Regions from separate parts of the Homo sapiens genome. Here region 1 is linked to region 2. A link is an interaction called in ENCODE POLR2A ChIA-PET data of the cell type or tissue named here. Cell type or tissue: PC-9. All regions are shown on one strand. Each heading gives the region's core, and the rest is flanking DNA. Links, peaks and the distances in the headings are about the cores only.

Region 1 (5,377 bases), core at 201-5,200, 80 kb before region 2:
ATTTGCACTCAGGATGAATTTCCATGAAACTCTCCAAGACATATGATTAAATTATTGTGGTGCTCCTTGAAGATATGCCCTGAATGCAACTACTATTTTAAATGCAAAAGACAATTTTTTGCCATAATTTGATCAAAGTAGCATAACCTGTGCCTCTGTTTTTGTTACTCACTGATGGTCTGTGGATAACATTACATTTTTTCAGCATGAAACCCAACACTTCAAATCCCTAAAGCAGTCTCAAATTTATGGTTAATAAAAGCATTTATTGTACTGGATGTCATCTGTTATATCACTCTGGGGCTAGAAACTGGCAAGCAGTGGACAGGAAATATTTTCATTTCAAATCGCTTCAATCTTATGGTCTAGGGGCAAAAGTGTCTGATTTCAGGAAAGCCGCAGTGAATAGCATAGTAATGAATGCATTTTTAGTTGATTAAGCAGGCATTCTCTCCCTTTCAAACAATCTTCCCTCTTTGGCTTGGAGGGGCTAAATAAACATGTGATATTAAATGATAGCATTTCTTGTGTTGGCCATGCCTTTTCTTTGATCATCTTAAACTTTTCAAAGTGTTTTCCAGGAATCCTCAGCAGAGCAGGAGCAAGCCAGAGGAGAATGGCTAAACTCAAGTTTTGGCCCCCTTCGTAATTGTTTACTTTCTGAGCAGAGGAGGTTTTCTGAGAAGATGCTGACTCTTCTGAATTCCTCTTTAAAAATGGAATTTGGTACCTCACCCTTGGGATCATGAATTTAGGAGGAAAAAATATTTTGAGTTTTTGTTTATTTTCAAAAAGTCTGCAATTTTATTGTAATTTGAGTCCCGATCTCTCACATCCATCAGGTAAAGAGGGTGAGGAGAGTTCCATCCAGAGGAAATCTGGTGAGGCGATGACATATCCGGGACAGTGTACCTTTCGTCCTGACTGCCCAGCCTTTGAACATGTTACCTAAGTCATCACTTCCCAGCAAGCCTCGGAGGTAGACAATTATTTCTGATGTGGTTCCCTTTTTTCCAGATGAGGATTCCATGGCACAAAGAGCCAGGAAGGGATTAAGATGAGAATCCTTGTGACTCGGAGAGGCCTCTCTCTGCCAGAAACCGGAGCTGCAGAGTTCTTACCCTGCCCATGCCCCCAGCAGTCGGGCTTGCCCTGCCTTCCAAGCACCCTGTCTCAGATGGACGGCTGCCATGTGCAACAAAGCAACTAATGGGGGGTGGAAAGAGGCGAGACTAGACAGCACTTTGGAGATAATTAAATTAAACTCAGATTAGGCAATTACCCCAAAGATTCCCAAACCTGGCTGAACACCAGAATCACCTGAGGAGCATTCTTGGAGTGGGGGGAGATTCCGGGCCTCACCCCAGACCTGCTTAAGTGGGATTTCCAGGGGAAGGCCAGGAATCTGAGTTTTTAAAAAAGCTGCCAGATTAGTGATTGCCAGGGTTTTGGAGGGATGGAGGGAGGGCTTGACTACCAAGGGGCAGTACAAGGGAATTTTTTGGGTTGATGGGACTGTTCTGTATACTGATTATAGCAGTGGATACATACATATATATGCATATAACTTGTGGACCCATACACCAAAAACTGTCAATTGTACTGTGTAAATAAAAATAAATATGCTGCCCAGGTGAAACTGAGTTATCTAGGTGTCAGTTGAGATGGCCTGTGGTGCCTGGTGACAGCTGGGAAGAGCTGCCCAGCTATGAGAGAGTGTCACCTGTTATTGCAGAGGCAGGCGTGGGCAGGTGCTGAACTCTTTAGCCCAGTGCTATCCAACAGAACTTCCTGTGACAAAAAATGTTCTTCCCAGCACCGTTCAATTCAGTAACCATCAACCACTTTTGGCTACTGAGTACCTGAAATGTGGCTAGCACAACTAAGGAACTGAATGTTTAATTTTACTTAAACTTAATTTAAATTTAAATCATCACACATGGCTAGAGGCTACCCTATTGGACAGCTCACCCTCAAAGGTAGACATGGTGATATCATGGAGCTTTGGCTCTGTGCAGGATGCACACCGTGGTACTTTATACTCGAGGGACAATAGTAAGTCATCCCAAACATTGGGTAAAATGGAAACATGGACAGGACTTACCAATATGGGTAAGTACAGAGAAGAAGGAACCTTGGGATGAAGACTCACCTGAGATCTGCCCAGGCAGAGGACAATTCTGCCGAGTGAAGGAATCGGCTTTTTTTTTTTTTTTTGAGATGGAGTTTCGCTCTTGTCACCCAGGCTGGAATGTAATGGCGTGATTTCAGCTCACTTCAACTTCCACCTCCTGGGTTCAAGCGATTCTCCTGCCTCAGCCTCCCATGTAGCTGGGATGACAGACAAGTGCCACCACACCCAGCTAATTTTTGTATTTTTCACCATGTTGGCCAGGCTGGTCTTGAACTCCTGACCTCAGATGATCGGCCCGCCTTGGCCTCCCAAAGTGCTAGGACTACAGGCGTGAGCCACCACGCCTGGCCAGGAATCTGCTTTTTCTTCTCCAAAGATAGCACCATCTTTGGCCCACTTCCTTCCCCAACCTTCCAACCTTGTTCATTTTAAAAGGTGCAGAGGTTAGTTGGGATGCTCTTGAATTATGCTCCCATTCTTCTGCAGTGATAGGATATACAGGAAGCCATCAGAGGGGCCAGGTGAGCTCAGTGCAGAGAGGTGGGGATGTTCTGGGCTTCACTGGGCCCACCTGCCTCCCTAGACAGAGTGTGATGAAGAATCTGTGTGGGCATATTGTATTCCTTTTTGGGGAAGGAGAGCATATAAAAAAGGCAATTAGGCATAAACTTCCTGCTTTATGCTTTGAGCACATGACCTTTACCTTGGCTTGTGTTCAGACGCTCCTAAACCCACCTCCTCGACCCCCATTGATTTATGTTATCTTAGTGTTACTTTTCCAAATGTGTTATAAAAGAATGAGATTCAGGGAGTGTGGACTTTTATTAGTACAAACCAAATGGTGGCAGAAAGAATGTTCCAATTTGTAAACATATGTGTTCTTAAATAAATTTGCTAAATGGGTAACAAAAAATTTCGTGAGCTATGGTCTTATAACTGGAGGTTTTGTTAATCTGATTTAAAAATAGGACTGACTTGAAAGCGTAAAAATGGGGAGGTAGGTTTAAAATTAGTGGGTCTTCTTTCCTTTTTTCTTTTCTTTTTTTTTTTTTTTTGAGATAGAGTCTCGCTCTGTTGCCCAGGCTGGAGTGCAGTGGCACCATCTTGGCTCACTGCAACCTCTGCCTTCTGGGTTCAAGCGATTCTCCTGCCTCAGCCTCCTGAGTAGCTGAGATTACAGGCGTGCGCCACCACACCTGGCTAATTTTTGTATTAGTAGAGACGGGGTTTCACTGTGTTGGTCAGGCTGGTCTTGAACTCTTGACCTAGCGATCGCCCCCCCCCCCCCCCCAACCTTGGCCTCCCAAAGTGCTGGGATTACAGGTGTGAGCCACCGTGCCCAACATTCTTTATTTTTTATATGAAAACTTGACTTCTTTCGATCAGGAAGAGAACATCCTGGATGGATCATAACATCTCTAAGGAGAGTTTCCTTGTGTTGCCTTTACAAATTGGTTACTTCAACCTTATAAGAAAAATGAAGCTTACTGAGTATTAAGCTCCATTACATACTGATTCTTCTACCCTTGAACACACAAACAGATCTTGTTGCATAGCTGCTATAATCACTGTGTTTTATTTATTTATGGTTATTTTTTACTTATGTTTGTTTTCCAAAGATATTTCCATGTATTGATGTAGTGCACAGACATGTCACTTTTAGTGGCCATATGATATGTTCATGTAGTAAGCTCCCCTCCCCTTTTTGCCAGTCCTGTCCCCACATTTGATGAGGCATTTGGGCTGTTTCCGAGTTATTACTGTTACAAAGCTGCTATGAACATCTTCATACAGATGGGTTACCTGCCCATCTCCCTTGCCGTTTTGGTTTATTTCCTTGGCATTTATTCCCCAAAGTGGAATTACTGGGTCAAAGGATTTGTGGCTCTCATTTCATACATGTTTACCAGCTTGTCCTGTATAATGACTGAACCAGTTTACTGGGAGGAATTGTGTTTTGAGAAAAGAATAGGTTTGTTTCACGAATCCCAGCTCCACCATTTGCTACCATTTATTGAGACCTTGGGCAAATTTTTCCCTGAGGCTATTTCTTCATCTGTAAAATGTGTTATTAATAGTTCATCTCCCAGGGTTGTTGTTTGTTTTAAGATGTAAGCAAGATACTGTTTTTAAAACATCCAGCTCTGTGCCTGGCCACATGGTAACTGCTTAGTGACTGGCTGCAGTCTTTTTATCAGCAGTATACATGTACTCATTCTTCTCCATCCTAATAATATTGACATTTATCAGCCAGGTGGGTTAAGCCTATGATCCCATCAGTTTGGGAGGCCAAGGTGGACGAATCACCTGAGGTCAGGAGTTTGAGACCAGCTTGGCCAATGTGGTGAAACCCTGTCTCTACTAAAAATACAAAAAAAAAAAAAAAAAAATTAGCCGGGCATGGTTGTTGGGCACCTGTAATCCCAGCTGCTCGGGAAGCTGAGGCAGGATAATTGCTTGAACCCAGGAGGCATAGATAGGTTGCAGTGAGTCAAGATTGTGCCATTGCACTCCAGTCTGGGCGACAGAGACTCCATCTAAAAAAAAAAAAAAAAAAAAGAATACCTCTCACACACACACGAAATATTGACGTTTATATAATTTTTTTTCTTTCTTTTTTTTTTTTTTTTGAGATGCAGTCTCACTCTGTTGCCCAGGCTGGAGTGCAGTGGCGTAATCTTGGCTCACCGCAACCTCTGCCTCCTGGGTTCAAGCGATTCTCCTGCTTCAGCCTCCTGAGTAGCTGGGATTACAGGCATGCACCATCACGCTCAGCTAATTTTGTATTTTTAGTAGAGATGGGGTTTCTCCATGTTGATCAGGCTGGTCTCGAACTCCCAACCACAGGTGATCTGCCCACCTTGGCCTTCCAACGTGCTGGGATTACAGGCATGAGCCACCGCGCCCAGCCCCAAGTATAATTTTTCTTTACCTTTGTTATTTTGGTGGTAGCTTATACTTGTTTGATTTTGGATTTTTTAGAGAAGGACTAAATCTTTCACCTGGTGATTTACCTTCTGAGTATGTTTTAGTGCCTTTAAGTCTAGAAATATTAAAGCTAGGTGTGGGCGAAATGTCGCTTAGTAGAGAGTGTTAGGGAAGATGTTTTAAGTGAATAAATAAGAATTTAAAGTAAGAATTTAAAATAATTATTGATTAGTAAGTCTAAGAATTATTGATTAGTGAGTCTTCCTGACTTACCAGCATATTATGAAAATAATTGAATCTGAATATTATCATGGA
Region 2 (5,377 bases), core at 259-5,258:
AGTTCAGTTCCTTATCAGCTATGATTTTAAAGTATTTTTTGCCCATTCTGTGGGTTATTTTTTCACTTTCTTGATGGTGTTCTTTGAAGTGCCAGGTTTTAATTTTGGTGAAGTTCAATTTATCTATTTTTCTTGGGTTTCCTGTGCTTTTGGTGTCATACGTAAGAAACCTTTGCCTGATGCAAGGTCATGAAAACTTATGCCTAAGGCATATTTTTTTTTTTTTTTTTGAGATGGAGTTTTGCTCTTTCACCCAGGCTGGAGTATAGTGGCATGATCTCGGCTCACTACAACCTCCACCTTCCGGTTTCAAATGATTCTCCTGCCTCAGCCTCTCAAGTAGCTGGGACTACAGGTGTGCATCATCACACCCAGCTGATTTTTGTATTTTTAGTAGAGACGGGGTTTCACCATGTTGGCCAGGCTGGTCTGGAACTCCTGACCTCATGATCTGCCCACCTTAGCCTCCCAAAGTGCTGGGATTACAGGCATGAGCCACCACGCCCAGCCATATGCCTATATATTCTTATAAGAGTTTTATAGTTTTAGCTCTTAGATTTAGAACTTTGATCTGTTTTGATTTGATGTTTGTATGTGGTGTGAGGTAGGGGTCTAGCTTCATTTTTTGCATATGGAAATCCTGTTGTCCCAGAACCATGTGTTGAAAAGACTCTTCTTCCCCATTAAATTGTTTTGACACTCTTGTCAAAAATCAATTTACTATAAATGTAAGCATTTATTTCTGCATTCTCAATTCTAGTCCATTCATCTATATGTCTATCCTTATGCCAGTATTGCTGTCTATACTGTCTTGACTACTATAGCTTTGTAGTAAGTTTTGAAATCAGGAAGTATGAATCCTCCAACTTTGTCCTTCTTTTTCTTTTTTCTTTCTTTCTTTCTTTTTTTTTTTTTTTTGTGACAGAGTCTTGCTCTGTCACCCAGGCTGAAGTGCAGTGGCATGATCACTGCTCACTGTAGCCTCGACCTCCTGGGCTCAAGCAATCCTCCCACCTCAGCCTCCCAAGTAGCTGGGACTACAGATGTGTGCAACCATACCCAGCTAATTTTTAATTTTTATTTATTTATTTTTGGTAGAGACTGGGTCTGGCTGTGTTACCCAGGCTGGTCTCAAACTCCTGGGCTCAAGTAGTCCTCCCACCTTGGCCTGCCAAAGTGCTGGGATTATAGGTGTTAGCCACTGTGCCCAGCCTGACCTTCTTTTTCTAGATTATTTTGGCTGTTCTGGATCTCCCTATGAATTTTAGGATCAGCTTGTTAGTTTCTGCAAAAAGAGACCTGAGATTTTGACAGGGGTTACATTGACTCTGTAGATCACTTGGGGAGTTTTGCCATCTTAACAATATTAACTGTGGAACCTAAATTCCTTTTTGCTGGTGGCACTGCTCACTCAGCTTCCCTAGTCATTGAGTCTGCTGAGTAGGCACTCTGAGACCCATCCATCAAACTGCACAGACAAAACTCCAGCGATGTAAATGTCTCTTTCCTTTTTGAAGAAAGTAACACAGTATACTGTAGTGTCTAATTTAAGGCTTGGGTAAGACATTTAACTCCTGAATTTGTGAAATGGGAGTGCATCTGGCACCTGGACACACATATGACAGATCTGGCTTTCCTTCATGCTAAGGATGGGATGGAGATCTCTAAGATACTCCCATAACCCCTTGCTTCATGCCTGGAGAAGTGTGGTGGGAACTGGGAGACCCCACAGCCCTGGAGGCACCAGGTGGTGATAGGAGAATTGAAGCCAGGCTCCATTTTATCTTGTTTTATCTGTTGGGCAAAGGGGTACAATTTCATTTGAGGAAAGAGTTCTGCTGCTAAAACAATCTTAGCCCCTCACCCCCAATTCACTCACATCATAGTTTGAAGAATGGAATAAAAATAAAAAGGGAGTAATATCACATATTAAAAGTTTAGTTTAGGCCAGGCGCAGTGGCTCATGCCTGTAATCCCAGCACTTTGGGAGGTTGAAGTGGGAGCATTGCCTCAGGCTAGGAGTTTGAGACCCGCCTGGGCAGCAAAGCGAGACTCTATTTCTATAAAACAATTAAAAATTAGTTGGGTGTGACGGCACATGTCTGTAGTCCCACATACTTGGAAGGCTAAGGTGGGAGGATAGCTTGAGCCCCGTTGTTTGACGCTGCAATGAGCTGTGCTCACACTAATGCACTCCAGCTTGGCGACAGAGCAAGACCCTGTCTCAAAAGAAAAAAAAAAGCTTAGTTTACACCCTGACATGTACTTATGTGTTCCAGATGTAATGCTTTGGCACAGCACAAATACATGATTTTATTTTCAAGAAAGAAATAATAAAAAATGGAGTGCCTATATTTGTATCACTTGGAACCTTGTTTTCTAAACTTAAAGAACAACCTGGGAAACTACATTTGAAACTTCAAATCCATTCATACCTCAACTCATCTGGGGTGAGGAGCTCTCATTTTAAACAAACAATGTGTGTGTGTGTGTGTGTGTGTGTGTGTGTGTGTTTGAGAGACAGAGATTAGAGTTATTTATTGCAGTTGTTTCAAAAAAGCAATTTAAAAAAGCATGAATTTGGACTGTGTTTTTAGTTTGTTTCTGGGAGAAGAGAAACTTACATGCAATAGAATATATGTTTTGAGGTCTTCAAAATCTCAGATCTAGGCCAGGCGTGGTGGCTCACGCCTGTAATCCTAGCACTTTGGGAGGCTGAGGCAAGTGGATCACGAGGTCAGGAGTTCAAGACCAGCCTGGCCAAGATGGTGAAACCCCGTCTCTGCTAAAAATACAAAAATTATCCAGACGTGGTGGTGAGTGCCTGTAATCCCAGTTACTAGAGAGAGGCTGAGGCAGAGAATTGCTTGAACCTGGGAGGCAGAGGTTACGGTGAGCCAAGATCACGTCATAGCACTCCAGCTTGGGTGATACAGCGAGACTCGGTCTCAGAAAAAAAAAAAAAAAAAATCAGATCTTTTGCCTTAGCAGATTCCCTTATTTAAGTTGTTGGAACCGGCAGTTCATAGGGATTTTGTTTCCATCCTTTAGTGAGGGGGGTGTGTGCGTGTGTGTGCACATGGAAAGTTAGGGGAAAAACACAATGATATAACCTAACCCCAAAACAAGGAAGCACGTTACACAGTTGAGGTTTGGCGCTTCAGTTCCTGCCCAGTCTCAGAAGGTACAGCTTGGCTGACCTTGTGTGACCTATCTCTATGACACATCTCCCAAGGGGGTGGGGAGGACTGTTTCTCTCCAGCATGGCTTTAGTTTTATAAAAGCCCTGTGCAGTCTTGCAAACTCAAATGGTTTTCTTAACAAATCACTCACATTTCATGTGTTCTGGGCTGGGCAGGGCCTCGCTAATCCTTGGCCAGCTTTGTGAGTCAGAAATTATTTAAATGATTGCCTGAGTCCTTTTGAGGCGAGAGAATTGGCAAGTTAATTTAGGGAGGTGCAATGACTCTTAAACAGCACTGCAGTGAGTGGCAGCATTGATAAATGTGTTAGAAGCTCTATTTTATTGTGATAATAAATGCTAATGAAGAAAATGAACGTATTACCTTTTAGAGTGAGATAAGAATGATGATGCTACCAAATTTTATTAAGCATTTATTGTGTGGTGGAGTATGGTGGCTTCTCCCATGTTTTTGACTGTGACCTATTGTAAAACATAGACTGCAACCTGGTAACCTGGTGTGTGTGTGTGTGTGTGTGTATGTGTGTGTGCGCGCATATCTGAATTATTTGGTGAAACAATAGTTACCCTATGCGTGTCTAGTGTCCTCTGGGCTCAAGTGATCCTCTTGCCTTGGCCTCCAGAGTAACTGGGACTACAGGTGCATGCCACCACACCGGCTAATTTTTTGTTGTTGTTTGTTTGTTTTTGTTTTTTTTGAGACGGAGTCTTGCTCTGTCGCCCAGGCTGGAGTGCAGTGGTGTGATCTTGGCTCACTGCAAGCTCTGCCTCCCAGGTTCACGCCATTCTCCTACCTCAGCCTTCTGAGTAGCTGGGACCACAGGAGCCCGCCACTTTGCCTGGCTAATTTTTTTGTTTTGTTTTTTTTTTTTAGTAGAGACGGGGTTTCACCGTGTTAGCCAATGGTCTCGATCTCCTGACCTCATGATCCGCCCGCCTCGGCCTCTCAAAGTGCTGGGATTACAGGCATGAGCCACCGTGCCTGGTCTCACGCCGGCTAATTTTTTAAATTTTTTGTAGAGACTGGGTCTCTCTGTATTACCCAGGCTGGTCTCAAACTCCTGGCCTCATGTGATTTTCTGGCCTCAGCCTCCCAGTGTGCTGGGATTACAGGTGTGAGCCACTGCACCCACCCTAAAGTTGCATTTGAAAACAAATATATCTACTATGATAGCTTTGATCAGTATATAGACAAATATTATTATTATTATTATTATTATTATTATTATTATTTTGAGACAGAGTCTTGCTGTCACCCAGGCTGGAGTGCAGTGGCGCAATCTTGGCTCACTATAAGCTCTGCCTCCTGGGTTCACGCCATTCTCCCGCCTCAGCCTCCCGAGTAACTGGGAGTACAGGCGCCCGCCACCACGCCCGGCTAATTTTGTTTTTGTATTTTTAGAAGAGACAGGGTTTCACCGTGTTAGCCAGGATAGTCTCGATCTCCTGACCTTGTGATCCACCCGCCTTGGCCTCCCAAAGTACTGGGATTACAGGCGTGAGCCACCGCGCCTGGCCGACAAATGTTATTCTTTCTGGGTTGCCATATTTTGTGGTTTTTAAAAAATATATTTTTATTCATTTATCTGGTGACTTGAAATTTCATGCAAGTACAGGTCCTTACAGACAATTTCTATTGGAAAATCACTTATTTTGGGTGTGTATTAGGGTTTGGAGAGAAACAGAACCAACAGGATGTGTGTCAATCAATCGCTCATCTATCTATTGAGAGGTTGATTTTTAGGAATTGGCTCATGTGATTGTGGAGGCCAGGTGAGTCAAAAATCAGCAAGGTAGACTGGCAGGCCGGAGACCCAGGGAAGAGTTGCAGTGAGCCCAAAGGCTCTCTGGGTAGAATTCTTCCTGCTCTGGGAGGTCGGTCTTTTTCTATTAAGGCTTATAGCTGATTGGATAAAGCCCACCACATCATGGAGAATAATCTGCTTTACTCTAAGTCCACTGATTTAAATGTTAATCTCATCTAAAAAATACCTTCACAGAAATGTCTAGAATGTTTGACCAAATAGCTGGTTACCATGGTCTAGCCAAGTTGACACATAAAATTAATCATCACAGTGGGTAAAATACTGTTTGAGGTTGTTCAGAAGAAAGGAAAAAGGCAAAAGCCTGGGCGCGGTGGCTCACGCCAATAGTCCCAGCACTTTGGGAGGCCGA

The links. ChIA-PET counts read pairs that join two places held together with the same protein. Peaks named below come from ENCODE experiments on the same cell type or tissue, not always from the same donor. Only the 100,000 strongest peaks of a DNase experiment are listed, where the experiment ranks them.
Region 1: POLR2A ChIA-PET joins it to region 2 with 11 read pairs; 4 of 35 experiments call an interaction of 5 or more read pairs at or near these places.

Annotation. Positions count from the first base shown.
Region 1 is chr3:57,146,137-57,151,513 of GRCh38, reverse strand. The region is part of intron 1 of IL17RD (interleukin 17 receptor D); the gene reads left to right. It overlaps LOC105377101 (a long non-coding RNA gene), which reads left to right. Exons shown (of 2, transcript XR_940865.3): 2 at 1,018-3,047. Among named protein-coding and RNA genes, the nearest start is that of IL17RD, 17 kb to the left of the region's middle. In PC-9, for the core only: no CTCF peak of the experiment used is centred there; no DNase peak of the experiment used is centred there.
Region 2 is chr3:57,066,513-57,071,889 of GRCh38, reverse strand. The region is part of intron 1 of SPATA12 (spermatogenesis associated 12); the gene reads right to left. It also overlaps a transcript of ARHGEF3 not described here. Among named protein-coding and RNA genes, the nearest start is that of SPATA12, 8.5 kb to the right of the region's middle. RefSeq lists an enhancer at 2,801-3,180. In PC-9, for the core only: no CTCF peak of the experiment used is centred there; a DNase peak (open chromatin) is centred at 3,249; H3K4me3 peaks cover 615 bases; H3K27ac peaks cover 4,849 bases.